Regions from separate parts of the Mus musculus genome. Here regions 1 and 3 are each linked to region 2. A link is a loop called in an ENCODE intact Hi-C map of the cell type or tissue named here. Cell type or tissue: gastrocnemius. All regions are shown on one strand. Region 1 has its middle 100 kb from the start of Tspan8. Region 2 overlaps Ptprr (protein tyrosine phosphatase, receptor type, R). Region 3 overlaps Rab21 (RAB21, member RAS oncogene family).

Region 1 (4,000 bases), 480 kb after region 2:
TCAGAATGTACCCTCAGTCTCACACTCACCTCTTAAAGTCATCCCAAAACGCCACTGCCAGATTCGTCAGATTCTAGTGTTTTCTCTTACACATCTGGGCTTTTATTCTCTTCCGTGTTTGGTTACCTCTTAAACCCCGAGGGAATTGGCACAGCATAACCTCAATGAATCACTGCTGTTTTTCCCATTTCTCCCTTAGGCTACTGCTTAGCTCCTATGGCCTCTCTGTGTTCTTGCTTGAGCGATTCCTCTCACAATGCTGTAATCATTTCCCGTTTGTTCCGTCTTCCAGGCATGCCCCATTGTTAACTTGTTAATTAGTTAGTCTCCACTGCCTTTTCACCTTATCGATAATTCTGTTGTATTGATAGTTGGTATAGCTCTTAGATAAAAGTCCTCTAATACAAAAAGTTTATTCTGTAATGGCATACTGAGCCAGCTCTCTGCTCCAGTGTTTTACATATTTATTGTGTTAGGCTGACAAAAATCCTTGCTTCTCAATGCTCAGAACCTTATCCTGACCACCTGGAGAAGTGTTACAGAAGCAATCAAACAGACACCGAACTCGTGACTGTTAAAAAAGAAATCCGACTAGCCATCTCTTCCCTTCCCGGTTTACCATAGAAGCTTCTTAACTATTTTAAGTTACAATGTAGCAATATTTTCAAGGAAGGTGACAATTTATATTTCATTTCTATTTTACATGGACTAGGTGGCTGGTTACTAAGTTACAGAATAAACCTTTAATATTAGAGGACTATTGATACCAATTGACATCAATACAGTTCTTTAAGACGTGCTTCATCTAACCTTAATCTTTTCCTTGAGGAGAATAGCAAGAAAGCTTAAAATACTTTTAAAAATTATTTTAGTGCTATTATCAATAGTTGTTAAATGTCAATAAAACGGTTTTTTTGGGGGGAGGGGCAGCAGTAAACTTTATAGTTCAGAGATACAAAGACTTCATTTAACGAGACAGAGACCTGGGTAGTTTGGAGCAGGTATGGGTTGGTTTGGACTTATTTAGATTCACTTCTTCAAGGTTAATTTATTAAATGCCATTTTTCCATATAACAAGAACCTACCCATCCACCCACCCACCCCCCAAAATCCATGTAAAATATCACAAGGACATGCTAAACTTTTTCTAGTCTAAATAGATGGTATGACCTATTCTAGTCCCATTCAACTAGACTTGAGACTCTGAAATGTGGAAACTGGGAAAGAAAACATATATTATCCCTCCAAATCCAATCAGGTTTTTGGGTAGTTTTCATATAAAATAAACTTGGCTCTGCAAGAGATTCTGTGGTCGATAATGCATACTTTCAGTAAGAATTTTAATCATTTTTAACCAATTGTTCTTTTTGCTTTGCAATAACCCTAAAGCTCGGCCAGAAACCGGAGCTTCTGAAGCTATGAGCCAGGGCTTCTGGCCATCTTGTTGTCTCTGAGATACTTCCCTTCAGATAGCGTAACCCTCGGGTGACCTGCTTCCTCTGACCAGCAGGACAGGATGGTCTCGCCATGACTGATGTCTAAGAATCTTCTGCTATGTCAGAGGCCCTGAACTACCCAAGTTTCCACCACCATGTGTCACTGACCTTCTGTCAAAGCAAGTCTCCAGTCTGATCCAGCATTGTGCTGCTTTCTGAAAGATAATTGCTTATTATTGTAATTTCTTGTGAAATCTGGTTAATATTATTTCAGCTCATAAATTGCACATAAATGTGTGCTATCACGGACTCTTTCTTTTTACCCCCATGCTATCGCTTCACAAAGAGAATATCTGACTTCCCTGAAAATTCCAAATGCCCTTTGTCCCGTGTCCTGACACAATCGATTGTTTCTCATAGGCAACTCTACACTAGGAAAATTTAATGTCGTGAATGTGAAATGTCTGGATTTTCAAACTCTCTAAAATGTAGTCTAATGGGATTCTAAAACAGAAGCTCTATGGAAACAAAAGATATTTTATGATGCTTATCACAATGCCTAATTCCAAGGATCCTATCTGGCTGAGAATTAATCTGGCAGTAGGTACTTGGTAACAAGCATGAAGCCATAGGCTCAAACTCCATCACAGAATAATGTGCAATGATAACATTGCAATGATTTTGTATGGATTTTTATGTCTGTTAATTATTAATATTGTCACATTCTTTTTAAGCCTTACAGAACATAGTCTAGACCTTATATATACTAGTAGCCTTTAAATTTGTATTGTGACTTCTTCACTCATTGTAGTGTCGTGGAAAACAAATTTACTTGAATATGTGTTTTTCTTGTGTTTTAGTGATACAGGCCTGGGCTTTCTGTTCCCCACACAGAGATTTCCAAGCTCGTGGAAACTCACGCAGCTGCCGTGAATGTGCGTGTAAAAAAAGTACTCTGGGCGGCCTTCCAGTTAAACATCTTTGGAATGACTTGAAGAGTCAGCCCACACCACCCCCTAGAGGTTTCCTGTGTGTGTTGAGTGGCCTAAGTCTCTTGATGTGAAATGACCAGAGCCCTGACCTCTGTGCGGATCTATGGGAAAGAATTTAAAACTGGACAGCAAGTCAGATTCAGAAGTACACAGACTCTGTGGGCTTAGGGGCTCTCTGAATGATGCCAAACTGGAGGAAAGAACAGCAGATCACTGAATGAAGACATGTTTAAATGGAGGAGCAGACACAGTGGGTGTGTGCCCCGTCATGGGGACAGAGCCTGGCTTGATATCCAGATGGAGAGAAAGAGAAGTTCTAAGCAGTAACAACCATGTATTAGGGTCAGCTGCTCTTCACTGGCACGCACTGAGGAAAGGCACAAGGATGCAGGGGGAGAGCATCAGGTGAGGAGGCAGCGCCTTGAGTTATGCACAAGACCCTCCTATGCTCTCTAAAACCTCAGGGAGGTGAGTCAAAACAGCGCTCAGTGCGCTGATTCCCACCCCATCCCACCTCTATTCCATACACGCAATATAAGTGGCAGGAGTAAGAAACAATGCACTGATAAACAGGAAGTCGTGTGTTAAGTTATTTAAGGATGTGATAAGTTTTTGAACTTTTTAGATTGATCTGTAACCATTGTAGACACTCATAAAATATAATGTGATATTTTGATACGTGTTATAAGAAAGGGCCAAAACTTAAATATTCAATCATCAATTCAGCTAGGAACAGCTTTTCCAATTAAAGCACACACTCAGGTAAAAATAGAATGACATATATCTGAAAGCCTCTATGTCTTTATGCTTGGGAAGAACAGTGAACATATGTGGTGTTAAGTATGTAAGTATGAAGTATGCCAATACTGAAAGAAGAAGTGTCATATGACTCTATCTATGTTAAAAAGGTATATCTTAGGGAACATAATAATTTAGGCCTTTTAGCATAAGTGCACTGAAATGGTTTGTCAACAAGAGAACGCATGTCTGCTGCCTAGACTCTAGGCACAAAATGTTTTCTCTGAGTTCCAAAATGGCAGGAAGGGCAGACTCTGAAAGTATGAGGCTTGGCGCTGTGGGCACAAGAATAAGAACTATTGGATTGGTACATTCTGCATATTTTTGCATTTGCTCAAGAAGCTGAAGAGATTTGCAGCCCCACAGGAGGAACAACAATATGAACTAACCCTTACCCCCAGAGCTCCCAGGAACTAAACTACCTACTACAAAGAGTACACGTGGTGGGACTCATGGCTCCAGCTGCATATGTAGCAGAGGATGGCCTAGTCTGTCATCAATGGGAGGAGAGGCCCTTGGTCCTGAGAAGGCTCTATGCCCCAGTGTAGGGGAATGCCAGGGCCAGGAAGCAGGAGTGGGTGGGTTGGTGAGCAGGGGTAGGAGGAGGGGTTTTTCAGAGGGGAAACCAGGAAAGGGGATAACATTTGAAATGTAAATAAAGAAAATATCCAATAAAAAAAAAAGTTGTTCTTCACAATATCCCTATGGCTCATATCGCATTCTATTTTATAGATGAGAAAATCAAGGCACAGGAAAGCTCAAGAGTTTGCCCCG
Region 2 (4,000 bases):
AAAGGGTTTCCCAAGGCAGCCCTCCTCAGCCTTTACTGGGATCACTCTAGCTTTGTAAAACCAACCTTGGGACTGTAGCAAAGGGGCCTTATTGTTACTTTGAGGAGGACCGCTGTTTGAGTGCGCCACCTACAGGTCATATAGAGAACTACACATCTAAATTAGAAAACTCAAAGTCACCCATGCTCAAAAAATACTTAATTTAGAACATAGCCTGGGGGGCGGAGGGAGGCTCCACCTTCTCAGAAGAGAAGGGGAGGGGAGATGGGGGCAGGGATTGTGGAAGGGAGAAAGGGAGGGGGCAGCGATTGGGATGTAAAGTGAATAAACAAACAAACAAACAAACAAACAAATAAACTGAAAAACGTATTTAGCAAAAAGATCTCTTGTTCCTTTGCTGCTCTCAAAGGTTTTCCATTCAGGACAGAGGAAGTAATAATTATGAACTTACCTCTGTGCATATGCTTCCAAAATCTCTTTTAACCAAACTCCTAAATTGAATTTGCCCAAACTAAGCCAACAATAAGAAAAAAACAAAAAAACAAAAAAACAAACAAACAAACAAACAAAAAAAACCCTAAAACACCCCTGCTAAGAAAACCCAAACCCAAACCTTCAGATCCATCTCTCTCTCCTTTTTGTACGCTCAGTGCCTTAGTGCATACATATGCTTTCTACTTTTTAACAATTTATCTGAGAGCAAATTCACTTTACCACATATGGCTAAGCACAGAACACCCCTTTTCTCCAATTTTTTGGCTGGACTATGTCTATTGCTCTGCCCCCAATAACTCACCGAGGAGGGAGAACATCATAGCATATACCCAGAGTTCAAGTGATGTACTCTACAAGCTGATTTAAACGAGCTGATTTAGACTCTTGCATAGAACCCTGGCAGTTGAAAAAGCCACCATCAGTAGACCAAGATGATAAAGCTCTCTGCTCAAGAACTGGGTGAACAGGGCCAGACGGTGTGCAGAGAGTGAGGGCCCTTGGGATGCTCGGCCCTAAGTGGGATCCCTTCATGCAAACCCTCCCCTCAGAGCTCAGGAAACCCCGTGGAAGAGGAGGCAGAAAGAGCCTAAGATCTAGAGGGGACAGAGGACACCAAGGAGACAGGGCCTACTAAACCCATCTGAACACGCAGAGGCAGAGGCCTGCACAGGGCTGCGATGGGGTCCTGGAGGTGAAAGAAGAGGCAGATGTGTCCCATCCTTAACACAGAAGCTATCTACAGCTGATAACCGCTTCAAATAAAGCATTAGGTTTCTCAAAGGGAGTCTCGCTGGAGAAACTACTCTTCAGGTTAGGCTGTGCACCCAGCGGACATGCAAAACTAACTCAATTGCATTTTTGGAAATTCCCACTTTCATAATGTTGTGTCTTGGCATCCCCCTCCTCCTCCTCTCTCCTCCCTCCCCTCCCTCCCTCCCTCTTCCTCCCTTTCTTTTTAAATTTGTTTTCCTACAGGTCCTTTGCAAGGCACAGAAAGGGGGGAGGGACCTGAAGAGGAGGGGAGGTGTGTGTGTGTGGGGGGGGGGGGGACTGGGAGCAGTAGAGGGAAGGGAAACCATAATACAGATACATTGTATGGATCCCCCCCCCCCCCATCCGAGACAGGGTTTCTCTGTGTAGCTCTGGCTGTCCTGGAACTCACTCTGTAGACCAGGCTGGCCTTGAACTCAGAAATCCACCTGCCTCTGCCTCCCAAGTGCTAGGATTAAGGACAAATATTTTTAATAATATGGAAAAAAAGTAAAATTCAGTTTTCCCAATTCACAATTTCACAATTAGGTGGCAAATGAATCAATAAGCTGCCTCCACTAGAGGGCAATATTTCTCTATATTGGATTCAAATGAACCTGGCCCTAAGCACAGAAACTGATTTGAGAATCTCTGGCCCCTATGCCTCTCCCGGCGTGAGGTCTTGCTAAACGGGACAGCACTTTAATTTATAATATATTCACACATACAAAAGAAGGCAACCGGTTTCAAACTAACTTAATTTGGCTCAAGTTACCTGCCTTTGATGATACATCATTTTGGGATGTTCTGTTAAACGGAGGTCATGGGCCCAAGCCCAAGGAAATCTACTGAGAGCGGGAGGGTGCCTCCCTCCAGAGACAAGCGACGTTCAGGTAGCCTGTGGGATGCACACAATTGTATTCCGAGCCGTATGACACATTTCAAACAGCGCCTTGGGTGAGAGCCTGCCTGCCAGGAAAACCCTGACTCAGTATCTAAGATTCAGAGCTGCTCTCTCCAAATAGTATGCTAGGCTTTCCCTGGGAACTGTCTGCGCCTGCCCTGATTAAAGCGAATCTTGCAAAAAAAGGGTGGCTCACCTAGTTCTGACAACTTGTACATGGAGGACTGGGGTAGGGTCCCCTAGCAAAGCTGGACAGGACAGCTACTTTTATAAAGAAAGTACTGGGGCTAGAGAGATGGCTCAGTGGTTAAGAGCACCGACTGCTCTTCCAAAGGTCCTGAGTTTAATTCAAGCAACCACACGGTGGCTCACAACCATCTGCAATGTGATCTGGTGCCCTCTTCTGGTGTGCCCAAAGACAGCAAAGAAAGTACTCTCCAAAGCGAAGCTCATACTCAACCCATGAATAAAACAATCAGTGAACAGGAGTCTCAAGAATGATGCCAAACCATTCCCCATTCAGGGTCAGAATGACAAGAACGTGACAGAACACCTGCCTTGGGATGGAGAGGTGGCTCAGTGTTTAAGTACATGTGCTGTTCTTTCAGATTCAGCCTTATGCAACACGTAGGAAGCACACTTAATTCTCTCTAAATATAGGTCATAATCTGAATGGCCACAAGAGTTCCCCAGGGTGACTGAATCTGCTCTCTCCACGGCAGGTGTGGAGATGGCTCCCACGTGACTCACCCCAGGGGCCAGGATTTCAGGATCAGGCTGGGTGCACAGAGGGCTGAGAGTCTGTTCTAGTCAATCTCACAAGGCAGCCTGTGTTCTGGGTGGGCTGGTAACAATTACAAGCAGGAGTAGCACTCATTGGGACCCGCTCTGGCATGGTGTCAAGGTGTCACAAGGGAGGGATGGGAAGGCAACCTGAGAAATGGAGCAGTCGTAGTGACGTCTGGTCGTGTCCAGTCTCAAACTGGTGGGTCACCCAAAAACAGAGGCTCAGGGACTGAGGCTGGGCCCATGATGGCCAATACATGGTGGCCAGGGTTTAGCAAAATGTCTTCTTTTTTATTTTTAATTTTAAAGAAATTATGTGTTCGGGCTGGTTATATGACTAAGTGGTAGAGTGCTTACCAAACATGTGAGAGGCCCCGGGTTTGCTTCCAACCCCTCCCCCTGAATCTACCCCTGCTAAATCTCCCTCACGCACACTATAACCTTGGCTCCCACTCTAGTCTCTACTATAACCTTGGCTCCCACTCTAGTCTCTACTATAACCTTGGCTCCCACTCTAGTCTCTACTATAACCTTGGCTCCCACTCTAGTCTCTACTATAACCTTGGCTCCCACTCTAGTCTCTACTATAACCTTGGCTCCCACTCTAGCCTCCCGAGTCTGCATCTGATGCCACTGTGTTCTCTTATGTTGAATATTTTTACATTTTCTTCTCGACTTGCCTAGAGACAAAAGTTCTACATCTTTATCTCTACTTTCTTAGCCTCCTTTTTTTTTTTTTTTTTTTTTTTTTTAAAGAAAATGTTATTAGGGAATACAGAACTCTCTTAAGAATTGTTTGCTAAACTTTCAGAACCCCCGATTTAACCTCATAAAAATGCATGATGTCTATATTGTACAAATGAAGAGGAAATTAGCTTGTCATTCACTGTTAATGAGAGCTTATATGTGTTCCCAATGTTCTCCACACTATCTCCTATTCTAACAGCAATGAGAGCGCTGGTTGGAGTGGCACGAACAAATCTTCCCCGAGGTGTCTCGCCCCTCTGTCTACAGCAAGTATATCCAGATCTAGACAGAGCAGAGACACGCCCTGCCCTGCCCCGT
Region 3 (4,000 bases), 880 kb after region 2:
CGGCGGGCCGAGCCTACTCCTTCAAGGTGGTGCTGCTCGGGGAAGGCTGCGTGGGGAAGACGTCGCTGGTGCTGCGCTACTGCGAGAACAAGTTCAACGACAAGCACATCACCACCCTGCAGGTGCAGACCCCGGGGAGCCGGGCTGGGGACCCGCGCCCGCTCCTCTGCCTCTGGCCTGTCAAACCCCCTTCCCTGCCTTCCCATTGCCTTTTGCAATCGCTTTGGGGACCCGCGGGCCTCAGCACACGGTAGATGTCAAGACCCACAGTGGGGAGGGAGAGGACCCGGAAAAGTCCCCAGTTGCCGGTGGAGGCTGCGCAGGTCGGGGAGTCCCCCGGTCTGCGTGCTGGTTTTCCCCTCTGATGGGCTTCGGCTGGGGACACCAGGTGTTTTCACTCTGTGGTCTCCGAGACCATCAGCCCTTCTTCTTTCTTCGCCAAGTAGGAACTCGGATACGGATTAGAATTTGCGAACGAGGTGGTTTGTAACTTCCAGAGCGTACTGATGACTAAGTGTTTATGCAAGTTCCATTTTGTCCTGCTTTCAAAGTAAATGGAGTGGTAAAACACCCGTCGTTGGAGGGTTTTTTTGTTTTTGTTTTAAACGACTGTTTGCTGCTTGTCGGTTACCCCGTTTCTTTGCAGCCTTCTTGTGTCCGGACGTGTGGCTTCCTTATTCTTTGGGGTTTGATCTTATCCGCGTTGAAACATCGTGTTGCGTAGTGGCCAGCAATCGGTCTTCAAACTAAAAAAAAAAAATCTAGGCACTGCTGCTACACGTTTTCTTTACTGTCAGGCCATAAAACGCTGGCTTTCTTCTACAGTTCCATTGGAAGTGTGGAAGTGTTACAATGTAATTGAAAGTGAAACCAGGCCATTGAAGGATCTGCGATCTCCCTGGTCTCCTTAAAAAAAAAAATCAGTTTGCATGTGTTCGAAGGAATTTATCTATTAACATGTCTTGATCAGACTGTCCAGAGGCTAAAAAAGCTAGTGATCTTGAGTTTGGGCGTCTGGATCCATATCCTACCCCCATTTATTTCCATAGCCCCGTGATCTTAGGTAAATTGCTTAACCGTGCATCCCTGGGTTTCTACTGCTACTGTACTCATAATGATTATATCTAGTGCACAGAGTTGTCAAGGTAAATAAGGAAACGCACTTAGCACCTGAAGTGGGGGATAAACACTTATTACCCCTCAGACTTGACAATAGATCTTAATTAACACAGATGCTACTGGAATGCATAAGCTAATGAGTGTGACATTTGATGTCGGGTGCAATTATTTAACAACTGAGTGTAGAGTGTGCAAGGATGCTCCAGTTCTGATCCCGTCCCTATTTTTACACCTGTTTTCAATCCCTTATAAAGCCTAACACCGAAAGAAATGTCAGGTGATAATGCCCACATAAACAGTATGGCGGAGCCCGCGCTTGCTCAGGCCTGGCTAGATTTGAGTCGGTATGGTTCACCGCCTCTGGAGATTAATAAACAACCCATTTCACACTTCTCTTTGTTCTACACTGGAAGAGGAAAGAAAAAGGTCTTGCAGTTGAAAGCTTAACTGGAAAATTAATTTAGCTCTTCAGCCTAAAAATGGCACTGTGGAGTCCAGCGGTGGCGGCACCTGTCTGTCCTGAACCCCAGGACTCGGGAGGCAGAGCAAGCAGATCTCTTGAGTTGGAGGCCAACTTGATCTGCAGAATAAGTTCCAGACCAGCTAGTGCTACCCAGTGAGACCCTGTCTCAAAAGAACACACAAAACAATTGTGCTCACATTATATATTTTCTAAGACGCCTCAGTGCTAAAGGTGATGAATGATTTCCAGGTCTGTGGCAAGAAGCCGGTCTGACCCACACTGGGAAGGTGGGCTATGGTGGATCTCAGGACAGGTAACATCACAGCTGAGATTTTTATGTGACTCAGTGTAGACAGTGTAAGGATTCCATTACAGAAGCCAAGGTTTTAACTAACACAAGGAAACTGCACTGGGATTCCTTCCTTGGGGGGGGGGGGGTAGCAGTTCCCCACCTCGTTCTCACCCTCCCCCCCCAGAGAAGTTTGTATCATCTGTAAGCAGATGCTGCATCAGAGGTGGGAGAGAAAATCCTTCACAAACTACTTATCCTTTTAAAGTGCTTTGTGTTCCAAGCACTTTACCGTAGTTCTGTGTTTAAAGTATTCTTTAGAGTGCTTTGTTTTCAAGACACCTCTTCAAAGTGTTCATGAAACATTAAAAGAACGATGCAGGACAGGAACCCTAGCTAGTTAGTGGCTCACTGTCCTCAGTCATGTGTGGATGCACATCCCCCACCTGACCCCTTTTAAACATCTTGGAGGTCACAGACTGGGACTATAGCTGAGTGGCAGCGAGCCTGCTTACCCTGCCAAAGGCGCTGGGTTCACTTGGAGGTGAAATGAGCTGATATCCCTGAAAACAGGAGACTTTGCCTGGAGGAGGTCCATGGCCTCCTATGTCTAGTGTCAAACAAGTTTTTCTCTTTGTAGAGCCAGAATCTGTTTTAGTCTCAGTTCTGCCCTCTGGAACTTTGGTCTCCTATGACATTCCTTGAGATGGCTCTCATGACCTCCTGAGTCTTTGTCGTCTCTTAGGTAAACAGCTCTGCCTCTTTAATTGGCTCTCTAGTGGCATTCACCATGTCTGCACTCCTCCGGTGTCAGGGCACAGCCATCCTTCCTTCTTTTCCTTTCTTTGTTTCCAGTTGTTGCCTAAGACTCTTGATCCTCCTGCCTCAGTCTCCAGAGTGGCTGGGATTACAGGTGCCCGCCCTCCTGCTGCTGCTGGCCTCCTTTGGTAGAGTGGATGCTTTGAGCTGTAGAAATGAGGGTGACTCCAGATGGGCTTGGACTGAGCAGAGAGGTGCAGGTAGTCACTTCCCCTTCTTTTGACACTGAAGTTGTAAAGATTCTGTGAGTTTCTGGGGGAAGTTGTGGCATTCGACACTACAGGGTTTGTTTTCAACGAAGCATTAATTTATCTTAGATCTTCAAGAAACGTGTATCTCCTTAAGTTCTCAATTCTTCGACTTTGTAATAAAGCATTTTTTTTCTCAACATGCTTGACCTGTTAAAGTTGGCTTTGATCTGTACCAGTGTTTAAAGCTTGTCAATTTTATTTTATTTTACTATTTTTTTTTTAAGGATGAAAAGGTTTTAGTTCATATTTTGGTGGTACAGTCATGGCAGGGGACATGGTGACAGGAACGTGAGGAAGCAGCTGGTCACATCGCATCTGCAGCCAGGAAGCTAACAAAAGTGAATTGTTACTATCCCTTTACGTCTTGATTTGGCACCCCCCCCCCAAACATTGGGCCCATTAGGCGTGCTCTGTGCTGGGTTCTGCAAAGAAGAAAGATACGGAACCTCCTGTCTAGATTAGCTGCTTTTTTAATGTCTGTACTTGATTGGTTTAGAAGTCCTTCAGTGTTCTCTTCAGTTCACAAAGACTTTGAAAAGCGATGGGCGGAAGGGGCGGCGGGGAGCAAGCTCCAGTATGCTCTGGTGATGCGTGGCCAGAGATCAGGTTTTCTTTGGCAGTGCAGTGTTTTAGAATGGAATTATATCAACATCCATGATCGCCTCCTCCTCTTGAGTGGAAAACAGTTGCTAATGTAGTTTTCCTTTTTGGGCTGCTACACAGAGTAGACACAAATCCTTTAGTGAAACTTGGCCAGTTATTCCAACTTGATGCTTTCCTACCTCGGTGCACTGGCCTTGCCCATAAGGACTGTCATGGGATGCTTTGTCAGATGTAGATAACAGAATACACTTGTGTGTGAGCAGCACCCAGCTCTACCAGGAAGTCGTGCGGTAATGGTGGAAAGAAGCAATAGGACTCTGAAGCTAGACTGAGTTATGCAATGGTTATAAAGTGGCCCGCCAGTCATGTGGGAGTGCTCTCTTCATAGCTCCTAACGCGATTACACTGCAGGCAGCCATGAAGCTCTCCATGTGTCTTAAATGCTGGTTCTGGGGA

The links. Hi-C counts contacts between places; a loop is a spot of excess contacts. Peaks named below come from ENCODE experiments on the same cell type or tissue, not always from the same donor. Only the 100,000 strongest peaks of a DNase experiment are listed, where the experiment ranks them.
Region 1: it touches region 2 in a loop (6-fold over the local background); 6 of 42 quality-filtered maps call a loop at or near these places.
Region 3: it touches region 2 in a loop (2.8-fold over the local background); 12 of 42 quality-filtered maps call a loop at or near these places.

The regions. Positions count from the first base shown.
Region 1 is chr10:115,712,550-115,716,549 of GRCm38, reverse strand. No RefSeq gene overlaps it. Among named protein-coding and RNA genes, the nearest start is that of Tspan8, 100 kb to the left of the region's middle. In gastrocnemius, a CTCF peak has its summit at 2,458 (motif pointing left); a DNase peak (open chromatin) is centred at 2,433; H3K27ac peaks cover 449 bases.
Region 2 is chr10:116,195,353-116,199,352 of GRCm38, reverse strand. All of the region lies in intron 6 of Ptprr (protein tyrosine phosphatase, receptor type, R), which reads right to left. Among named protein-coding and RNA genes, the nearest start is that of Taf7l2, 83 kb to the right of the region's middle. In gastrocnemius, CTCF peaks have their summits at 116 (motif pointing left), 1,820 (motif pointing right) and 2,557 (motif pointing left); DNase peaks (open chromatin) are centred at 1,929, 2,520 and 2,987.
Region 3 is chr10:115,311,316-115,315,315 of GRCm38, reverse strand. Rab21 (RAB21, member RAS oncogene family) reads left to right here. Exons shown (of 7, transcript NM_024454.1): 1 at 1-122. Among named protein-coding and RNA genes, the nearest start is that of Rab21, 2.3 kb to the left of the region's middle. In gastrocnemius, no CTCF peak of the experiment used is centred here; a DNase peak (open chromatin) is centred at 2,384; H3K4me3 peaks cover 3,371 bases; H3K27ac peaks cover 4,000 bases.